2 separate regions of the Homo sapiens genome follow, and region 1 is linked to region 2. Evidence: read pairs that join two places in POLR2A ChIA-PET (ENCODE). Cell type or tissue: OCI-LY7. All regions are shown on one strand.

Evidence for each region. Peaks named below come from ENCODE experiments on the same cell type or tissue, not always from the same donor. Only the 100,000 strongest peaks of a DNase experiment are listed, where the experiment ranks them.
Region 1: POLR2A ChIA-PET joins it to region 2 with 6 read pairs; 2 of 35 experiments call an interaction of 5 or more read pairs at or near these places.

What each region holds. Positions count from the first base shown.
Region 1 is chr20:16,709,533-16,712,032 of GRCh38, forward strand. No RefSeq gene overlaps it. Among named protein-coding and RNA genes, the nearest start is that of SNRPB2, 19 kb to the right of the region's middle. In OCI-LY7, no CTCF peak of the experiment used is centred here; a DNase peak (open chromatin) is centred at 1,439; H3K4me3 peaks cover 599 bases; H3K27ac peaks cover 1,142 bases.
Region 2 is chr20:16,788,032-16,790,531 of GRCh38, forward strand. No RefSeq gene overlaps it. Among named protein-coding and RNA genes, the nearest start is that of OTOR, 41 kb to the left of the region's middle. In OCI-LY7, no CTCF peak of the experiment used is centred here; no DNase peak of the experiment used is centred here.

The DNA of each region.
Region 1 (2,500 bases), 78 kb before region 2:
TCCAACGGCAGCCAGAAAGTATGCCCCAGATCCTAAGCACACTGAGGCCTCAGCTAGCTTCATCTCATTAATGTCCCCTTGGTCAAAGCAAGTCAGAAGGTGAAGAATATGTTCAAACAGTGAGGGAGGGAAAGAATTTGTGGCCATTTTGCAACTACCAAGCCACATTTTCGTTAATTTTTTTTTTTTAAGATGGAATCTCACTTTGTCTCTCAGGCTGGAATGCAGTGGCACCATCTTGGCCTACTGCAACCTCCGCCTCCTGGATTTAAGTGATCCTCCCACCTCAGGCTCCCAAGTAGCGGGATTACAAGTGTGCACCACCATGCCCAGCTAATTGCTGTATTTTTAGTACAGACGGGGTTTCACCATGTTGGCCAGGCTTGTCTCAAACTCCTGACCTCAAGTGATTTGCCTGCCTCAGCCTCACAAAGTGCTGGGATTATAGATGTGAGCTACCATGCCCTACCTAGTTAATTCTATCAATGTGGTTTATCTATCCACCTGGACAGATTTCTACACAGAGTTGAAAGTATTAAAGAAAATACATAATGGGAAAATAACATAAATTACATAGTAATTTCTTATTATGAAGCAACATGAGATTAGATAAGAAACTGAGTTCTAACCACAGTCCATTTTGTAGCAATGTGACTTTGAGCAAATAATTTAGGTTGGGAGTTAGTGTTTTTTACCTTTAGAGTGAGGAAGTTGGTTTATCTCTGAGGTTTCTCTTGGATTACCAAGATGTTGGATTATCTCTGAGCCTCCTCTTATCACTCCATTATTAGTAGAAAGAAATTTGATATGAGATGGATAAAAGAAAGCAGCTTTATCCTGAAGAATTTACCAACAAAATTTGTTTAAATCCAACAAAAATACAGGAATTTCTAGCCCAAGAATATGAGCTCTAAGTATTCCCAGATTTGGACTTTGAGTATTTAATCTCCAGAGAACTTTTGTCTTCTCCCAAAACTTCTCCTACCTGTCCACTCAGTCTTTGACCAAATGTTCAGGTTTACTATGAAGCGCTGACACAGAGGGATTGGGGCTTCACATCCTTGCCTTGCCATGTTGTTCTCCTGACTTCCCCCCACTAAAAGTTTGACCTCACTGAGGCAGACTGCAGTCTTCTTGTTCCTAGTAGTTAGTAGAGTGTTACATATCAATAATCACTAGACACTAGCTGAATGAATGGACTACAATTGAGCTGATTTTTCATGAATAGCAGAGGACTATGTTTCTTTGAGGACTGTAACAGTATATTTTTGGAACACTGGAAAACAGTGGAGGCTGCACTTAGAGCTAGAGTTAGTGGTTTTCTACTTTAAGCAAAGTGATTTAATTTGCTTTGGCTGTGAAGAGGGGATGCAGGGGCGCTGTAAGGTGGTGGATGCCTCACCTCCTCTAGAAGGCAAATCAGAGATCCTGTGCTGCTTGGAATAGAAGAAGGCAGTGAGGAAGTGAAAGTTCAGCCACCTCTGGGGCAACAGTGATCTAGAGGGCTCAAGGCACTTGAATGGGGGACACTCTAAGGTCAAACTTAGACCTGGTGCCACCTTTCCCAGAAGCGGGGAGGCCAGACCATTAACGCAGCCCTATTGGGCTCCATATCCTGCTCTAGCCCACCTTTCATGAACAGAGTGAGCTCCAGGAGGGAAACAGAGAGGAAAACAGCTCCATCATGAGCACCCTTGAAAACCAGCACTTGGATAATCACATCAGCAGCTGATCGCAGACTGTTTTTAATCATTGACTTTCCATTGAGCGTCTGTCGTTATACGGTCCTGGGTTTTGGCTGAGATTATCTCTGAAGAAAAAAGATGAAAAGAAGCAAATCCATATTGGACTACGGAATTTCTTCCATTTACCATAAATAAGCAATAATAACAACAATGATAAAGAATATTAAATAGCAAAGAAAAAAGTCCTTGTCATTTTATGGATTCACAATAGAACTACTACATTTACTATAAGATATTATATTGATTAACTCAGTGATATGATACTAGAAATCAGTCTTGCAGGGGAAAAAATCTGATTTAGAAAAAATTATATTAGAGATTCATGTTCATTTTAAACCTCAAAGTGTGACTGGTAATGAAAAATTGAGGCCCTATGCTTCTGATTAAAACTGATTTAGAGGTGGCCTTGCCTGAAGCCTAGAAAATTCAGTAGAAAAATCTCTAAGATCTCTCTAATGTGGTTTTTCTCCAATTAATTAATTAACCCTTAATTATTCCACATAATGCTCCTGTGATGGAGGAAACTGGTGAAGTTACTGCCGTCTTAATGAGAAGGAACACGAGGCAATGGGATGTGAAATGATCTCTGGAGTCACAGAGGGAGCCGACACTGAACTCAGGAGAGAATGCAGAAAGCTGGGAATCTTCCTCTTCTGTGCAAAGAGGGGTTTCTCACAAATAAGCAGACTACTGCTTTTCATTCTCCATCAGAGTCAGCCTCCTTAATTTAAAGCAGGAGGAAGTTAAACTCTGCA
Region 2 (2,500 bases):
AAGTGTTCTCATTGTTCAATCCCCACCTATGGGTGAGAACAATGAGTTTGGTTTTCTGTCTTTGTGATAGTTTGCTGAGAATGATGGTTTCCAGCTTCATCCATATCCCTGCAAAGGACATGAACTCATCCTTTTTTATGGCTGCATAGTATTCCATGGCGTATATGTGCCACATTTTCTTAATCCAGTCTATCATTGATGGATATTTGGATTGGTTCCAAATCTTTGCTATTGTGAATAGTGCTGCATTAAACATATGTGTGCATGTGTCTTTATAGCAGCATGATTTATAATCCTTTGGGTATATATACTCAGTGATGGGATTGCTGGGTTAAATGGTATTTCTATTTCTAGATCCTTGAGGAATTGCCACACTGTCTTCCACAGTGGTTGAACTAGTTTACACTCCCACCAACAGTGTAAAAGCGTTCCTATTTCTCCACATCCTCTAAAGCATCTGTTGTTTCCTGACTTTTTAATTATCGCCATTCTAATTGGCACGAGAAGGTATCTCATTGTGGTTTCGATTTGCATTTCTCTGATGACCAGTGATGATGAGCATTTTTCACGTGTCTGTTGGCTGCATTTCAAATGTCTTCTTTGAAGAAGTGTCTGTTCATATCCTTTGCCCACTTTTTGATGGGGTTGTTTGTTTTTTTCTTGTAAATTTGTTCGATTTCTTTGTAGATTCTGGATATTAGTCCTTTGTCAGATGGGTAGATTGCAAAAATTTTCTCCCATTCTGTAGGTTGCCTGTTCACTCTGATGGTAGTTTACTTTGCCGTACAGAAGCTCTTTTGTTTAATTAGATCCCATTTGTCTATTTTGGCTTTTGTTGCCATTGCTTTTGGTGTTTTAGTCATGAAGTCCTTGCCCATGCCTATGTTCTGAATGGTATTGACTAGGTTTCCTTCTAGGGTTTTTATGGTTGTAGGTCTAACATCTAAGTATTTAATCTATCTTGAATTAATTTTTGTATAAGGTGTAAGGAAGGGATGTAGTTTCAGTTTTCTACACATGGCTAGCCGGTTTTCCCAGCACCATTTATTAACAGGAGATCTTTCCCCATTTCTTGTTTTCGTCAGGTTTGTCAAAGATCAGATAGTTGTAGATGTGTGAGGTTATCTCTGAGGCCTCTGTTCTATTCCATTGGTCTATATATCTGTTTTGGTACCAGTACTATGCTGTTTTGGTTACTGTAGCCTTGTAGTATAGTTTGAAGTTAGGTAGCATGATGCCTCCAGCCTTGTTCTTTTGGCTCAGGATTGTCTTGGCAATGCGGGCTCTTTTTTAGTTCCATATGAACTTTAAAGTAGTTTTTTTTCCAATTCTGTGAAGAAAGTCATTGGTAGCTTGATGGGGATGGCATTCAATCTATAAATTACCTTGGGCAGTATGGCCATTTTCACAATATTGATTCTTTCTATCCATGGGCATGGAATGTTCTTCCATTTGTTTGTGTCCTCTTTTATTTCGTTGAGCAGTGGTTTGTAGTTCTCCTTGAAGAGATCCTTCACATCCCTTGTAAGTTGGATTCCTAGGTGTTTTATTCTCCTTGTAGCAATTGTGAATGGGAGTTCACTCATGATTTGGCTCTCTGTTTGTCTGTTATTTGTGTATAGGAATGCTTGTGATTTTTGCACATTGATTTTGTATCCTGAGACTTTGCTGAAGTTGCTTATCAGCTTAAGGAGATTTTGGGCTAAGACAATGGGGTTTTCTAAATATACAATCATGTCATCTATGAACAGGGAAATTTGACTTCCTCTTTTCCTAATTGAATGCCCTTTATTTCTTTCTCTTGCCTGACTGCCCTGGCCAGAACTTCCAACACTATGTTGAATAGCAGTGGTTAGAGAGACCATCCTTGTCTCGTGCCAGAAGGGAATGCTTCTAGTTTTTGCGTATTCAGTATGATATTGTCTGTGAGTTTGTCATAAATAGCTCTTATTATTTTGAGATATGTTCCGTCAATACCTAGTTTATTGAGAATTTTTAGCATGAAGTGCTGTTGAATTTTGTCATAGGCCTTTTCTGCATCTATTGAGATAATCATGTGGTTTTTGTCATTGGTTCTGTTTATGTGATGGATTGAGTTTATTGATTTGCATATGTTGAACCAGCCTTGCATCCCAGGGATGAAGCCAACTTGATCATGGTGGGTAAGCTTTTTGATGTGCTGCTGGATTCGCTTTGCCAGTATTTTATTGAGGATTTTCACATTGATGTTCATCAGGGATATTGGTCTAAAATTCTTTTTGTTGTTGTTGTTGTGTCTCTGCCAGGCTTTGGTATTAGGATGATGCTGGCCTCATGAAATGAGTTAGGGAGGATTCCCTCTTTTTCTGTTGATTGGAATAGTTTCAGAAGGAATGGTACCAGCTCCTCTTTGTACCTCTGGTAGAATTTGGCTGTGAATCCGTCTGGTCCTGGACTTTTTTTGGTTGGTAGGCTATTAATCATTGCCTCAATTTCAGATCCTGTTATTGGTCTATTCAGA